Regions from separate parts of the Homo sapiens genome. Here all the other regions are linked to region 5. The links are chromatin contacts, found by Hi-C or POLR2A ChIA-PET in ENCODE. All regions are on one chromosome and are shown on one strand. The core of a region is the stretch at or near the end of the contact, and the rest is flanking DNA. Distances in the headings are between cores, read along the strand shown.

What was found. A loop is a pair of places that touch in the nucleus more often than their neighbours do. ChIA-PET counts read pairs that join two places held with the same protein, here RNA polymerase II (POLR2A). Pooled maps may share reads with other maps.
Region 1: a map of dorsolateral prefrontal cortex shows a loop between it and region 5 (2.0-fold over the local background). The contact joins two enhancer-like sites. A Hi-C loop is called at or near these places in 5 of 168 maps with a recorded cell type or tissue (dorsolateral prefrontal cortex, esophagus muscularis mucosa, heart right ventricle and 2 more) and 11 of 50 pooled maps. POLR2A ChIA-PET finds 5 or more read pairs at or near these places in 3 of 52 experiments (AG04450, HEK293T and SK-N-SH).
Region 2: a loop to region 5 is called in a map of cardiac septum, with 2.1 times the contacts of the local background. The contact joins two enhancer-like sites. A Hi-C loop is called at or near these places in 5 of 168 maps with a recorded cell type or tissue (cardiac septum, esophagus muscularis mucosa, heart right ventricle and 2 more) and 7 of 50 pooled maps. POLR2A ChIA-PET finds 5 or more read pairs at or near these places in 2 of 52 experiments (AG04450 and MCF 10A).
Region 3: a map of PC-3 shows a loop between it and region 5 (9-fold over the local background). The contact joins two enhancer-like sites. A Hi-C loop is called at or near these places in 25 of 168 maps with a recorded cell type or tissue (A673, Calu3, IMR-90 and 18 more) and 20 of 50 pooled maps. POLR2A ChIA-PET finds 5 or more read pairs at or near these places in 9 of 52 experiments (A549, AG04449, AG04450 and 6 more).
Region 4: a loop to region 5 is called in a map of endothelial cell of umbilical vein, with 2.9 times the contacts of the local background. The contact joins two enhancer-like sites. A Hi-C loop is called at or near these places in 2 of 168 maps with a recorded cell type or tissue (Calu3 and endothelial cell of umbilical vein) and 4 of 50 pooled maps. POLR2A ChIA-PET finds 5 or more read pairs at or near these places in 5 of 52 experiments (A549, AG04450, MCF 10A and 2 more).

The regions. Positions count from the first base shown.
Region 1 is chr5:125,574,276-125,577,421 of GRCh38, reverse strand. All of the region lies in intron 3 of LINC02240 (long intergenic non-protein coding RNA 2240), which reads right to left. All of the region lies in intron 8 of LOC124901056 (a long non-coding RNA gene), which reads left to right. Among named protein-coding and RNA genes, the nearest start is that of LINC02240, 83 kb to the right of the region's middle. RefSeq lists a silencer at 372-666. Within about 2 kb of position 1,366, at least 4 of the 41 ENCODE cell types and tissues checked have a DNase peak (open chromatin) inside an H3K27ac peak, as active enhancers do; they include dorsolateral prefrontal cortex, where a contact is called at or near this core.
Region 2 is chr5:125,593,490-125,596,617 of GRCh38, reverse strand. The region is part of intron 3 of LINC02240 (long intergenic non-protein coding RNA 2240); the gene reads right to left. All of the region lies in intron 8 of LOC124901056 (a long non-coding RNA gene), which reads left to right. Among named protein-coding and RNA genes, the nearest start is that of LINC02240, 100 kb to the right of the region's middle. Within about 2 kb of position 1,362, at least 3 of the 41 ENCODE cell types and tissues checked have a DNase peak (open chromatin) inside an H3K27ac peak, as active enhancers do.
Region 3 is chr5:125,407,457-125,410,748 of GRCh38, reverse strand. No RefSeq gene overlaps it. Among named protein-coding and RNA genes, the nearest start is that of LINC02240, 84 kb to the left of the region's middle. Within about 2 kb of position 1,953, at least 8 of the 41 ENCODE cell types and tissues checked have a DNase peak (open chromatin) inside an H3K27ac peak, as active enhancers do; they include PC-3, Panc1, endothelial cell of umbilical vein and 1 more, where a contact is called at or near this core.
Region 4 is chr5:125,558,072-125,561,137 of GRCh38, reverse strand. All of the region lies in intron 3 of LINC02240 (long intergenic non-protein coding RNA 2240), which reads right to left. The region is part of intron 8 of LOC124901056 (a long non-coding RNA gene); the gene reads left to right. Among named protein-coding and RNA genes, the nearest start is that of LINC02240, 66 kb to the right of the region's middle. Within about 2 kb of position 1,662, at least 2 of the 41 ENCODE cell types and tissues checked have a DNase peak (open chromatin) inside an H3K27ac peak, as active enhancers do; they include endothelial cell of umbilical vein, where a contact is called at or near this core.
Region 5 is chr5:125,483,293-125,486,821 of GRCh38, reverse strand. All of the region lies in intron 8 of LOC124901056 (a long non-coding RNA gene), which reads left to right. Among named protein-coding and RNA genes, the nearest start is that of LINC02240, 8.2 kb to the left of the region's middle. Within about 2 kb of position 2,106, at least 26 of the 41 ENCODE cell types and tissues checked have a DNase peak (open chromatin) inside an H3K27ac peak, as active enhancers do; they include PC-3, Panc1, dorsolateral prefrontal cortex and 2 more, where a contact is called at or near this core.

The DNA of each region.
Region 1 (3,146 bases), core at 117-2,616, 91 kb before region 5:
AATGAAACATCACAATGCTATTATGTTAGAAAGAAGCTATTATTTCCATCCTTGCTGTGAAACCTCAGGGAAATTTACATCTTCTAAACATAAGAACCTTTCTGATATTTTTTCAGCTATAGAAGAATAAATAATAAGAGTCACAAAAAAGATATTTGAAGTCTTTGTCAGACTAGTAAATCATTTCTCAGTAGAAAATATAATTGTGGCCATGAACTTGACCAAAGAAAGAAAAATATTAAAACCTCTCTGCTGCGACTGAATTAAGGAAGGACCAGTACTTGCAAGAGTTAACTGTTGCTCACACCCTTCCTTCAGATTGATCCACTGATCTGAAGCTCAGCCTCCTTCAACACGGCTCCTAGCTTTTGCTTTGCCAGTCTCTGCCAAGAAACACCAGCTTTGGACAAAAATCAAGATTACACAAAGCTAAAGGGAATGTGAGAGATAAGAATCCTAAAGTGACAAGGTCTTCCTTGGAGATGTTAATAGTCAACACATTCAGGAATATCACAGAAAAGGAGCCGATCCTTTGCCAGTGTGTGCTCTATCTTCTACCTAGTGCCAGTCTTAATATTAAACATATAGACAGGCTTTAAAATCTTTTCCTTTCCTTTTGTTAAATTGGGATTGTTTTCAGTGGACTGGCAAAAGAGAGCTGTCTAATTTTAGTAGCATAAAGGAAACTCCTTTGTGGCTGCTTTATGCTGAATTTTATTCCCTGAACTTGTGTGGGTTCCTGTGCATGAAAAGGGGCATATTTTATGTACCCCCAAAAACAGAATATGGGAGAGGAAGAGAGTGCCAGGGGAACAGATTCTGGAGGCAGAACTAAACTAAAATGGCTTTGTCCTATTTTTTTTATTTTTATTTTTTACAAAACTCAAGGCAAATAACCCTACTATTGGATTATTTTTAAAGAGACTAAACCTCAACTGAATTACATTAAAAAAAAAAACATCTCAATAGCCCAGCTAAAAATCTAAGGATGTTGAGTGCATCAAGCTCTTGGGAAGCTTTGTCTCACAGCTCCAAGAGCATGTTCTTGGTGCTGAGGGGCAAGGTTTGCACTAGGATCTCACACCCTACACTGCAGCATCACAGCTGCCCCAGGCTTTGTCTCATCTTTTTGCTCTGTTCTCCTTAAGTCAGAAATAAAAGGAAGAGATGATGAAGCCTGTCCCCATAAGGCTGGTGTGAGGTGAGAGCGGGAAGGTGGAGGTGCAGGGGAGGAAGGACTTTATGCTGCAGCCAGTCAGCGCCAGAAAATGCCATTTATGTGGATCCAGTGCTCACTGAGGAAGCAGAAATAAAAGCCTCTGATGTGATGTGGCGCCGCCCCTCTCCTGCTGCACTCTCGCTCATTACAGCTCTTTCTTTAAACTGCTGGGTAGACAGCTGGCAGCCAGTGCCTCGGAGGAAGCAGGAGTAAGGGAGCATATAAATTACTGTTGCATTTTACAGCTAAGATAAACGCAAACTGCAGGGTTATAGCCTGAAATGACATCAAGGGGAAGCTCCAGCAGGCCTCTCAAAAGAACAAGGAATGGAAAATGGATAGAAAGATTTATTCAGGGAATATGGGATCATGGAGAAGGAAAAAAAAAATCTAAACAAGTTGTGTAAAATCTGCTGCTTTAGTGAGTCTTAAAGAGCTTATGTCAGCTTAATTCTGTGTGGTAGCATAATGTAAATCTATGGGAAATGGGGCTGTAGGCATATCTACTCTATTCCATTTCTGCAGATTGCCAAACATGGCAATAAATGTCAAGTGATTATTTATTTGATCATTAGAAACTTCATTAGATTTTGATTTGATGCTCTACAACCTCCCCCCTCTCCACCACCACTAAAAAGAGAGCTCAATTTTGAAATTCAATCCAGCTAGTTTGATTGGAGAAAAAAATGTTATGAAATAAAATCTAGCAAATACCAACATGTAGATGACAACATTCTGCATAAATATAGAAAATCCTCTCCAACAAGTTTACAGCAATTTGCTCAAGCGATGAAAGATAGATTTTGGCAACAGTGGTAAAATTTTTGGAAGTCTTTTTAACATTTCATTAGATGAAAGGCTGTTTTTGAGGTGAGCTCAAACTCCCTGGCTACAGACAGAGTCTGATTGTATGTTCTTGGCTTAACAGCCTTAGCATATAATGTATTTGAACTTTCACTCAGCTTTCTTGAACTTGATTTATTTGCCATCATATCACCTGGGAAAAAAGTCTGTGGGTCCTCAGTTGGCCTAGGTAATTTGGGACTCAGCTGGTTGATGCCTATGTGTTTGTTTCACCCTAGCTCAAAGCATAGAACCTGAGCCTTATTATGTTCATAAAATGGGGTCTTTTTACTGTAGTGAGCAATGTCAGATATACCGTTTACAGCTGACTTTTTCATTGCGATTTTAGTTTCTCCGGTGCATTTCACACTACGGTTTTCCTAAGAATTATGTATAACATGGAAAACAAAGAGAGGAGGAGAGAGAAAGTGCTGCAACTAGCTTTCTTCCTCAGGGAACAGTACTTGCATGTCAAAAGATTCACCAAATAGGCATTGGACTGACTTTCATAAAACCAGGGATATAAGCACAGTGTGGGGTGTGTATTATTGCCACAGAGCACACGCTAGAAAGCAGCATAAAGAGACAAGCTTTATCTCTCTGCCTGAAACTCTCTTGGAACCTTCTGGGAGTGCACATTCTAAATCAAGAATCAAAACGTTTTCCCAGCACAACTGCAAATTGAAAATAGGCACTTGAACACAGGCAGAGATGTAAAGGAAGAATGACTTTGAAATGCCTACAACGCACCCCGAGCCACCCTGGGTCTTTCTGTAGACATAAGGAGTATTCATCTACGGTAAAGGGTATGTAGCACTTGGTAGAAACAAATGACAGCTGACAAAAAGATCCATTAAATGCCTGAACTTGCCCCTTGCCAGCACAGAGTATTTTTCTTTTCCTATTTTGCCAGAATAAAGAGAGGGCAAGACATTTTTATTTCAAGAAGTGCCCCATAGCCATAGATTTTTGTTTCTGTTTTCCTCTAGCACTTTCTAGTATACTGTAATTGAAACAACAGCCTAAAAGCATTTCTTTTATTAATCTTAGTAGTGTAAAACATTGAAGAAAACAAACTTAGGAA
Region 2 (3,128 bases), core at 113-2,612, 110 kb before region 5:
GCTGTCAAATATATAATACAAACCTGGAATAACAGGAAATAATTGTTAAAATGCAATTATTATAAAATATTGGTGAGATGGGTGTAAACCAAAGAGTATCGGAGACAAGTCTGAATCAATTTAGAAAGTTTATTTCACCAAGGTTAAGGAAGTGCCTGTGACATAGCCTCAGGAGGTCCTGAGGACATGTGCCCAAGGTGATTGCGGTACAGCTTGCTTTTATACATTTTAGGGAGACATAATACATCAACCAATACACGTAAGATTTACATCGGTTTGAACTGGAAGGGCGGGACTTGTTGCCCAGGCTGGTCTTGAACTACTGGGCTCAAGCAATTGGCCAGCCTTGGCCTCCCAAGGTCTTATGACTATACGTGTGAGCCATTGCACCCAACCATGTGTTTTTATGAATACCAGATTTGGTCTGACTTTTGTTTTCCTTGTATCTCTATACCTCACATCAAAATAACTGCGGGGAAGGCCTACGGCACTTACCTATCTCTTTCTGTGAAAGGATATGCTATCTGCCATAAAGAACATGATAAAAGGAAATGAACAAAGTGGCTTTGGTCAGTTCCCAACAGACTATTTATATCCAGAGTGGTCTGGTGTGATACTGCAGTGAGAAATTATATCTCTACTTCTGTAATATTTTTTATAAAAACAAAGTCCAGTAATTTAGAATCAAAGTACTTTTTTACTTGGATGTTGAATGATTTGCACTATCCAGTTCTTTTTTAGAATTACTCATTAGTCACAGGGACATTTTCCAAATTTTTAACACAGTTATTCTATACTTTATGCTATTAGTACAAAGATGATAATATATGTTTAATGTTTAGTGACACTATAATCATATTTTCTCATGTGAATTAAACCTTCTCTTCCAACATATTTCCAAATCTTGTGTTAGTTTCTGATATCCTTAGAAGTTTCCTTAGGTGGCAAATCTAATCCACCTTGTGAAATTTTGAGATCTCAACCATTCAAGTTTGTATGGATATCTGTATTTTGTATATTCCTAATCTTTGTTCCTTGAGTCAGTAGTGATTCCATTTGCTAGTCTACAATTTATGCATTAAAAATAGTATTGGATTAAACTGCAAAGTAAGGTTTTTTTTTTTCATGCTTTTTCTGCATTTAGTCCATGTAAAACACCAGTTGTATCTCATTTTTGTTATACTCAAGTCCCTTGAAGTCTTGTATTTTTGCAACTGTTCATACTAAGCATAGTTTCTTTTTCTAAAATGACCTTGTGAAAGCCATTGTTATGGAGGCATTCTGTGACTAAGATTCCGTTACACGACTGAGCTGGCTGATGGCTGAAGTTTGAGCAGACGCAGCTGGTTGTTGCAGCTGTGGGTCACAGCACGCTACATCAGACCAAATGTTCATTTTGTAGACACTGCCGAAATCTTGCACTGATGGAAGTCCCAGTGACTTTGAACAAAATGTACCCAAGTGCCTCTTCAATGAGCATTCTACAATAGTGAACAAAAACCCAGCACTCGACATTTCTATGCTGTAGAAAGTAGTTATAACTAAAGTTTAAATTGGAAGGTTAAAGCTTGTGCACCAATGTAATAGTCACATCAGACAGGACTACAATCTTCCTTTTCAGAAACTAAAAGGAACTTAACATCTATGTAGAAAAGAATGAGAATCAGATAGGATAAAATTTTATTGCTGTTTATTTTCCAAAAAAAAAAAAAAAAAAAAAAAAAAACTTCTCTGAAGGTCCCCTAACCAATTAGTTTCATCAAAGGATGCAGCAATTATTTTTCCCAATACTCAAATTCCAATGTTTCCTTTTTATGAACACTTTAAGTGACATGTGCTTGAAAAGACACCTGTAAACAGAAATTGTATGTATCCAGCCCAATTTTACCAAACATTTATAACTGTGAAGTTAAGAGAAACAGTTTTCTAGGGTTGTGAAGTTAAAAGTGAAGAGGCAAGCAGAGAAAAGTACAAGCCAAGGCAATGGTCATCTTTTGTCGTGTCTTTTCCTTCTCTAGAGTCTGACAGCATCCTCTTCATCACTCCTATTTTGCTACCTCCATCAAAGAAAGAACAAAGTGTGAACTGAGAGACCCTAGAAAGAGTGTTGAGATGGGTAGAAGGGCATACACCTTCCCAGATGAAAATGTCAAAGGAAACAAATATCTTTCAACATTTCTTCTCTTTCTCTGTGGTGTTTTCTGGGCCAGTTTCCTCTCTGATACCATCTACTTCCTCTATTTCTCTTTGCTTCAGCCACATTTGTCTTCCTGCTTTTTGTTGAATAAATCATGTATATTCCTGCCTCAGGGCCTTTGCCTTGATTTTTTTGCCTAATTGGTCCTCCATATACCTATATAGATTGTCCCCTCAACTCTTTGTTAAGTCTTTGCCAAGAAGTCAGCTTCTCAATGAGACTATCCTGGCCACCCTCTCTTTAATACCACAACATGCTTCCACCCGCGCTCCCTCATATTGCTACCCTTGGAGCCATGTTCTACTCGCCCTCCTTCTGTATGCACACATTGTCTTCAAATTTTGCTTATCTATTATGCCAGTTTTCTTTCTCTACCTATGCATATGTGAGTTTCATGATGGCAAGAACTTTTGTCTGTTTAGATATTTAGCACCTGGATTGTTGCTAAGAACATGGCAGACGCTCAATTTGTAATTGCTAAATGAATTGATAAATGGGATCCAGAGCCTTTCTCCCAATTATCTGTTGATCAAGCATACTTTTCTTGCTGGGTCCAGTGGTTCTAATCATAACTGCACAAAATTCCTGCTTACTTAGTCATCCAAGAGAACAGCACTTTCCCTCATTAAATTTAAAATATCTATAATGTAAAATACATCATAAAATGTTTTCTTATAAACGCTTTTGAAGATATCTGATACAGCATTTATTACTTTAAACTCTAAGTACCTCTATTAATTTTTAATTTTCATTTCTGAATTACTTAACCCCAAACTATTTAGCAAATTCTTATGTACTCTCCTGCAAATTTAAGACATGTTATCATTTTGACATTTTTGCATCATAAAATGGTAAAGTCTCTGGTATATTTCTACATTCCCATTTCAAGCTCTTTTCTCCCCAGTAGCAACTATTGTCCTAAATTTAGAGT
Region 3 (3,292 bases), core at 704-3,203, 76 kb after region 5:
GTTTTTTATCATAACTTAAGCATTTATGTAAGAAGGCAAATCTAATAGTAGTAGGAAACTGTAAGTGTTATTATATATAATTCACTTTCCTGAGATCTGGACAGGGCTCTGGTTTGTGTAGCCATGGTTTAAATCAGGCTGCCACAAGACTTTAACTCACCTGACTTTCCCTATTCAGCCAACATATTGCTTCACAACAGATACATCTAGCATGAAACTAGATTTGTGTGTTTGTGTGGATTTGTTTGTTTTATTCTCTACTGTTTTTTCCCCCTGCAAGACGGACTTTTGTCAATGCAGGGGGAAAAAAAATCATTTTGTATTCAGGGGATGTCTGAAACTTACGCGTGTAACAGCACTAGCCTGAGACAAACCTGGCTCCTTCTGTTTCATTTTTAATACACTCTGTTTGGGTCCTATCACATGGTTTGTGTTCAATTAGATAGCTTGACTCGATAAAATCTGACTCTGACCCAGAAAAAAAGGAGAGAGAGAGACTGCTCCTGACTCCTGCTTAAGCTTTTGCAGGCACTGTGACCTGTTTATGTCAATGGTAAAGTTTAAGAGATTCCTATCACAGAACCACATCATCTTCTGGGATCTTAAAAATACAGAAAGCACTCGAGGACCCTGGCCCTCCTTTGTCACTGCAAAGCCCTTCAGTGCTGTAAATCAGTCCTCATTGGGAGCTCTTATACACCAGCCGTCACCGATAAGCTTTGGAGAAGTAGACAAGGCTTTTAGGAATTGCTGAACCATGAAGTTGACCTGCTTAGGGTTTTGTTGTAGGCTATTAAATCCGGGATGGCCGTTTTAAGATGATTCCGCTTTCTTTTTCCCTTGGCCTGGTTAAGCAACTCTACCCCCACCTCATTATTTGACTGATTAAAAAAAAAAATCAGAATGGAGCAACCTGCTGTTTAAGAATACTACCTTCACACATCAATTTAATGAGAGTGACTTATGCTGACGTAGTTTACGGGCTCAAGCAACTTGACGCTAATTTTGCAGCTAAGAAAAGATTTACTAACTGTACATACTGCTCTGCTTTTGTTGGCAAGGGTACCACGATTCTTTTCTCCAAAAACAAACTCTAAATCTTTTGTAAACATGCATTATTTGGTTAACACATTGTAAATGGATCCCAGTTGTGCAGCACAAGCACTGTTCACTATTATGTAAACAATTATTCACTGAAAGCCTTGCTTTAAATTGTAAATGAATATATTTCAGCTGTAACATTGCTTTCAGACCTGCCCAGTGGTATAAATCTGGTCATTTGTTTTTTGCACTCTGCCTATTACTAACCGGTTAGAAATGTGCTGATTATTTGCACAAGCCTTTCACACTGCGGGCACAGTTAAATTGCTGTTTTATTTTTCCTGTGTTTGATGAGTGTTAACAGGAGCGCCATTTGAGGAAACCCAAACCAAATACAGCTCTTTAATTGGGGTTGGAGTGTTTGGGAAAAGCCACCCGGTGAGTAATTCCACTGTTTAATGTTTGAAAGTTCATCCACCTCACTATAGGACTTATGACAAGATTAATTAAAGGGAGTTAACAAAAATGCAGGGCTTTGCTCAGCCAACCAGAATAGCTTGAAATACGGCGCACTCACTTGCAGGGATGTAGATTATTTGGTGCAAGGTCTAATTCCCAACTCTCTCCTTTAAACTCCTGTCATTGCCAAATAGCTCCATTTTAAATTCAGTATCTCTTCAAGAAAGCACAATCTGGAGAAAAAAATATGACAGAGGTATCTCATTGGGCCCCTGTGACTTCCTTTGCTCACAGGGTACGCCCAGTGGCTGATGAAAGTTTCAGCTGACTCAGAAAGCCTTGTCTTTTTATTTCCCCCTAAACAGTCAATGATTCATTTTTAATGTTTCCCCACCTCTTGTGGTTTAATTGGGTTTCAGTAGTGTGCTGATCTGCAGAGCTTGGAAGACAGAAATAATGACCTTGGATGATCTCATTGGTGTGCACCAGAACAAGTGTAGTTTTATTGAGCTCTGTTGCTAGAACTGCAAAACTGTATGTTCATTAACTTAGACAGTGCTGACCTTAGATCAAGCCTAGGATAATGGGAAAAGCCCCAGATTCCAGCCCTGGATTTGCTCCTGACTTTGCACACTCATTTTACCTCTGTGAGTCTTGCCTGTGGCATAGCCGGGTTGGATGGCACCATCCTTATTGTTCCTTCTGAAACTGAAATTCTCAGATACCTGCAGTGCATAATTCTACCTGCTCTTTCACATCTATAAATAAATAAAAGAGGAAGACTCAGTGATCAAAAGATATGGTGTTTAATAGCTAAAAGGACGAGGCTTTTTATTTCCACATTGAACATTAGAAAGGGGATCTGCAGTTTTTTTTGTTACTGAAAATTCTGTAGAATTCAGGTAGAATAGGTATGCTTCCTTCTGTGGCTATTCTTTGCAACTTAAATGACTATACTATCCTTAAGTAAACCACACAAGAAATACTTTGTAGATCTACAATGGTTTGTAATTATATTATTTATAATTTGTTTAATATACTTTCCCTTATAGTGAACAGGACTCATGCTACCTTTTTCTTCCTAATAATCTACTTATTCAGATAGTCTATTTTGCATATTACATTCAATTTAGGTTGAAAGAATGAAAGTAATGTGCACATCAATAAATGGCTGTGAAAATTAAGATAGAAGACTTTTTTGTCTTCTCTGAAACTTTCTCTTTTCTAGATACTGATGCAAGTTATCACTAATGACAAATTGGAATCATAAGCCTTGAGTACAAAAAGTCCATTTAAGGACAATTATGAGCTTTGTCATAATGGAAAATACAGGCATTGATTTCTTTTCCTCTGCTAAACACAGTTTTCTAAAGAAGAAACAGTCAGTCTCCTGTAGCATTTCTCTTACCTATATATATGTGTTCGATAGGCAGTTCCACAGAACAAATGGAAATATTTTTTAATTACATATGTTTTAGTTAGAAACACACTTGGAATTTTTTTAAATTGTAGTTTGTAATAGTCCTGAGTCCTGGTAGTTGGTTTATTTTAAAATGTAGATGTTACACCAAATTGAAATATTAGCAGTGCTTTATTTTACCTGCTTCCCTATCTGCCCTGCCTTTCATCCAGTGCTTCCAAGAGAAATACACATTTCACACTGCTCACAGTTCTAACATTTTCTTTGCCTATTTCTGACTTCTGACCTTGTCCAGACAGATAACCATGCTATGATGACTTTACCTTTCCACTCTCTACTTTATAACACCATGTCTAGGAATGCCCCAGTTAA
Region 4 (3,066 bases), core at 413-2,912, 75 kb before region 5:
GCCTCAGTAAAGTCTGACATACTCATATGTGTGTGTAAATAATAAGTGTAGAAGACACATGAAGGAACCCAAGAGAGTTGGAGGAGTCAGCATTGTCGATGAGTCAAATCCATGCCCTTCCTCTTTTCAGACTCAGTGGAGGAACAGAGCAAAGTTAACACATTTCTCATTAGCATGGACTTGCTTTTTGTATTCTACTCCCTTCTCTGCCAATATGTGATCCTGGGTAGTCTATTATAGCCTTGGCATGAATGGTTATCACTGTGTTGCTGACTCCCAAATCCTCAGTCAGTCCAGAACTTACCCCCAACCTCAAGCTGATCCCATCTCCACCTGGACGCACTCTCTCAATGTGCTTCAGGCCAATCTCTTTACCATATCTCTGCCACTCCACTACCTTCCTCCCTAAAAGCAGTCTTGTTTACAGAGTAACTTGAGAAAAATCCAGACTCCTTTGTCTGTTATCTACGTGACTCAATACTTTCAATTTCATTTCTAACATATTTTCCAATTTCATTCCTTCCCTTGCCTCTCATTCTCATTTGCCTCATTCATTCTGGAGAACTTAGTCAATTCTTCTCAATTCTTTTGTCATCTGCTTCCTAACCGCTTTCCATTGGCATTGTATTTCCAACACATGATTCAACTTAAGTATAATAAAAAATAAAAAAAATACATAACAATTTAAAATTTTCACGTCTTAGCAAGTTTCACCAACCACCTCTTTTAGTTTCATCCACCCTTCCTCCTCCATTTCAGCAATAAGTCCTATATTCCAGCACTCTGATGCACTAGCTATTCGTCTAATATAACCCATTCTATTTCGCGCCATGATTTTGTATGCACGATTCTTCTAACCAAAAATGCCTCTTCTTCCTTTCCCCTTTTGTCCAAATGTCAAGTTCTTAATCGTTCCACAAAACCAAATTCAAATGATAGTCCTCAGAAGCAACCTCTCTCACCATCAGACCTCCTCGGAAATGCCCTCCTTGGTTTCTCAAGCTTTTTGCACACTATGTTTACTATAACATTTTGGTGGGGGGAAGTATATACTTTTTAATCTAAGGGATTTTTTGTGCTTATGCTATCTTTACAATTTGTATCTCTACAACCTAGCTCATAATATCTTGCACATCATAGGTGCCTAATAATTGTCGAGTAGCCAAAGAGAGTAAATTTAGGGCCATGTCATCAGGTGTGGTTACTAAGAGTGGAATTCAAACCATGGGTAAAGACATTTGTTGCTGAATAAAGAAAAATTGTCACCTCATTCAATGACAAGGATTATATACATGTGCATAAATGTTCTCTCCCTAAGATAGTTTTTCACTAGCCCATTAGGACAGACATATAGAATATCTCTCCAACAGAGATCTCTAATTTTTGTTTAGAATTTTGTGCATTTTTAATTCACACACAAGAACTGAATTTTTCATCAAGGTTGCTCATGGAGTCTTCAATTATATATTCCTGACACTTGCCTTCAGCAAGTAATGATTCATCTCCCTGGATCTCACTCTGAGTCTGTAGTAGATCTGGAGAATATTCTGAAGTTTCTTTTTTATCCAGCAAGACTGGCTGAGACTGGATATGAAAGCTGTCTAAATACTCTTATCTATTCCCAACCCACAGAAATGCAGGCTCCACACACTCTCTGTTCACCGTCATGAATCATGATGCTGACAAGCAAGTCTGATTCATAACATTAAACACAAGCTGATAGGAGTAACTTCTTCCTGAATCCATTGGGAAAGGGCATGGGTGTTCTTCCACAGATGTGAGCTTCTGCTGCCAATGTAAATGTAAAGCTGGAAGAGAATGAAAGATAGCCAATCTTCGTTTCATTTTTCCTAGGATATACAAGATTCGTTTCTCGCCATGAGAGGTCCCTATCCGATTTTCTTTAAAGTTGCTTGCTGCCTTCTGGAAATTCCATTGTGCCATTGCTATAAAGTCTATTAATATTCTATCATTGAGTTGTTATTACCATGGCCTTTATTATAATGAATAATAATGTGCTGCAGTTACATGGCACCTTTCTTCTTGGATCATCCTGCTTAGCCTCATAAAACAAATTAATCAAGTTACACCTTTAAGGAAAGCATTAAGCTACTTCATTGTAAGAGCAAATTGTCTTTGTTTGCTCTGACTGCAGTTGTGTACAGTTTTCTGAATGGGCATGTTAGAATACTCTATCAGGGAAATTTCAAATAGGCCATTATTTAAACTGATTGACTGGTTTCCCCCCAAAATTTTTTAAAGTCTTTTGAAAATACTATGTGAAGAAACAGATATATTCTTCTAGAGCACAACAAAGAGATCAGTGCATATGTGTGTGCTTGCATATGTGTGTGTGTGTGGATGTGTAAACAAATGTAAAGACACTCTTTATGCAGTGCACATTTTAAATGTCTGTCAAAAAGAGTACTGGTAATATCGGAGTGGCCTTGTTCCCCCTGTTTCGAATACTTGCAGGAGCCTGTACAGAAGCCACAGGCAGGAGCTATTCCCAACAAGACCTCGTAATATGACTCTTTCCCACTTCCTGCTTTCTCCTCCAACATACATAACTGTTATGATTCCATTCTCCACAGAGAGAAATAAGAAGAAAAATAATTATTGTATTTAATTTGCATATGAGGAAATTTCTAGTAATATCTCATTGCTGGACTTAGATTTAAATTTTGTGTTTTTTTCCCCCCAGGGGAGTTTTTGGTGTACTACCCCACTTCTCAAATTGATCTTTCAAATGTTCTACATCTGACATAAGAAAATGATAAGGAGATAAAGACAGAATTTCTCTGTATCTAGAGCTATCTTTAGTGCCATCCATCTGCCATCTATAATCTTGAGATGTGTGCAGGTTTAGCACTGGAATTCACATCAATGAAGTCAGATCTGGCAATAGATTATTGTTATGTTGGAGACTCTCCATGTACAGCCAGGCCTTTTGGCTGTGTAGCTTTTGGCTTAGGGTCTCTGTGTGTCTAGAAGCAAGCAAGAATAGTCTTCTTAAAAATAACAGCCATAACCATGAAGTGCATTACATGTTATCTAAGAATATCA
Region 5 (3,529 bases), core at 857-3,356:
ATACTTTCCACTGGTATGTTCACAAATTCAGAAGACCACATCACATGCACCGAAGGCCACATTTTATGCCAGTCTGTTAAACTCTAAATGCAAGCTTTTAACATAAAAATGAAACAGGGAGTTACATGACTATGTAACCATATAATTTCTTCTTTTGTGTGGGTGCTTTTGTTTTTGTTTTGCGTTTAACCCAGTGAGTTATTACTAGTTTAATACCTTCTGTTGGGATAAAAGAAACAAAAAGGAGAAAGGACAGGTTAGCCTCTTAACACAGTCCCCAAAAAAGGACAAAAATGGAGCATCTTTCATCTTTCATGGTTATTATTTGTGAGACTATAATTAGATCCTCCAGAATAATCATTATAATTCATATACTACATATAAGTCACTCACTCTTTTATGACATAAAACATAATGGTCCTTTCTATATCTATGTAAATAAACCTCCCCCACCCTGTATCTTTAAGAATCAGTGTGACATAGCTCCAAAATTAGATACTCCATTAAATTGATGAGTAAATAAATTATAAAGATCAGCAATCCTTTCTAATTTATATGCTACTTAAAGGTGTTATAATGCAAAACTTGCTTGTAACATTTCCAGGCATTCCACTCATCTAAATTAAATACAATGCACATATTTGATGGATAGATTTGCTATTTATATTTATATATCAATGACTGCTTCCTTTACAAATGGCTAAACCACCCTCAAGTAAAGCAAACACAGAAAATGCATGATTATTCCACATTTTCAGCGAACCTATGGATGCATTTGATTTTATACACATTGGCAGAGTGCAGCCCTTATGTCTTGGAATAGGAAATTCACAAGCCGCCAAAGAGGAAGAGACAGCTCTCATTTTTTGTCTTTAAATACACTCTGTGTCTTTTCTTTGCGATTCATCCAGGCTTTTGCTTCTTATTTGTATTTTGTTTGTTCCTCTGTGAGTTGGAGGTTTTGTTTTTGTTTTCAATACTAAAGGGATGTCCATAAAAGGTCATATTACCATTGAAAATACTTAAGCTCTGTTTTTCCCCTTTCAGAACAATATATCACTTCATTTGCCTAAATTCACTCAGCTTTTGTGGGTTTTCACATGTGTTACTTGAGAATGTTGGCAGATCTGGAATTTTATGAGGAGAACTGCCCTAGAGGTTGCTTTTTTTCAAATCTTATGGAGAAGTTTCTCTCCACAGCTCTCCAGGCTCAGGTCACAAGCTTTCTTTGCAGCATGTCAGGAGGCAATTAGAGCATTTGTTCAGGCTGGAATGCCCTCTTCTCTCAGAGGCTGCTCTTACTGAATTTGTTGGGCTTTTAATGTAATGTTGAAATCTGTTCCTGCTTGACTCCTACAGCTGGTTTTGATCAGGCTCCTCTAAAGAGGAAGTTTCAATTAGCACAGCTCCAAATGTGCTCGGGAGGTATATTTTATGACTACTCAACTAACAGCACTCTTTGTTCCTAGTGGTGTGTGACTCCTTAACAAACACAGCCATTCGTGTGAGTCACGGAGTGACTTTATAGCAAGGCTAGGCTTTGCCAAAACCAGAAGAATGAGACAGCCAAATTGAATTAGTGGTTGAAACACATTAATTTATGCTAGATAAATGTTATTGTGGTCCCGTGGGCAAGTACTCAGGTCATAGGCTTTATGAACTATTTGCAGCAAGAGGGCTTGGTGGCAGTAAATCAGCTCTAGAGCAGGACTTTGCAGAGGACTTACAGCCACTTACTCTCCTGTTTCCTTAAATTGCCTCTGCCATTTTCCCCTCCTTCCACTGAGATAGCTCACCATTTCGTACACAGTTTGTGATATTTAACATATAAGCAGTTGGATTAATGATTTGTGTAGGCTTCGCTTGACTCTGGTTGAGATGTGGCCATCTATTATGCCTGTGGCCCTCGCCACAGGCAGCTGTGTGTTTATCATTCCAGACTACAGATCTCAGTGGGTACAGAGCTCTGGCTCAGCACCAGCTTTCGGAGTCCGTGCAGCTGTGCCGTAAATGGAAACCTTGATGCCTCAAACACAGCACACACAACCAAGTCCTGACAAGGCTGTTTCTCTTCTGGGAAGGAATTAGATCCACTTAAGGCTGGATTATTTCTAGAGTAAGAAAAGTAGAAATAAGTGTTTTCTGGCTGCAAATTGTGGCAAGTGAGAGATGATGCCAAGAAAGAATTATGCATAAATGATAGTGTTTAAACTTGTTTTTATGTGTTTAAATGTGTATCTGCCAAAAATCTGACAAGGCCTTCCTGTTGGCATTTTTTCAGAGAGAGACCACTCACACACCAAGCATTTTCTTAATAAAGAAATAATTGTAAATCACTAGCGTCTAGGCAGGTGATAACCAGTTGACCTTAAACATGATCTCTTGCAAAACCCGGGGAAAACAACGGGCTGGGTAAAGAGTGATGAATCACTGCCTCCCTCCCTCCAAACCACCAAAAATGCCAGAGCATCAGTCAAGTCCCTGGAAATTTAGTGCCATGAATAAGGGGCTAAGCTTCAGACTTACTTCTAGGTTTAAACACTCATGGAACCCTTCTTGGCTTGGCAATCTTGAGCAAATGGCTACTCTCTGTCTGTGTCCTCACATATGAAATGGAGATAGTGGTAATATCTACTTTTGCAGGGCTCTTTTTAAGATTAAAGAAGTTCATGAACGTAAGCCATTAACAAAGGGAATGAGGAACAAGGTTAGCCCTCAACAAACAATAGCTTGCGTTAATTATTGGTATTGCTGTTGTTACTGCTGTGGATCCAAAAGAAGGCCTTCTTTACCTTTTATTTTAATTCCCCAGTGGCTAGTGGAAGGAGCTGCTGGTGCAGTAGAGGTTACCTTTTCCTGGTATAATCTCTCCTTGTAGATGGAAGAATACCCAAGAGCCACTCACCATATTCTGTTCAGCCCGTTGACCTTGACCTGCCTAACCCTTTAGGCTTACACTGCTCTGATGTTTGCTTTTTATGTTTGAAGACAGCTGCTATGACATTTATCATAAATATTTAGCATACAGCAGAAAGGCTTGACACATGTCAGGTTCTCATCACATTTCTCCTGAATTCAATTTTGTGTTAATGAATGCCTATGTATGTGCTTAAAGCTCTATGTTTAGACTTTGGGATAAAACTTCCCCCAAATTCAGCACAATTTCCTAAGATTAGATAAATGATATCTTTTCCAGATTTAGAAAAAAAATGCTGTGTACCCTTTAATCCTGGAAAAACAAAAAGGAAAATAAATACAATCTAGCCTCGGGCCCTTTAAGTTTTCTGAATTAGTTGAATCCTACGTATGTTGCTCCAGCTCAGTTCTCAACTAAAACCCATTAAACTGTTCGGATTTAATGTATCTGTTGCTATGCATTCATTACCTGGTTACTTGGTTGATTTAAATTTTTAAAAAACACACAAATTTAGTCAAAACTTTTTAATCCATCTATGTGTATAAGCACATTAAAATATGTTTTTGTTCTGCTTCCCATTTTAAATTAGAGTTCCTTAAGAGCAGGTCCTGT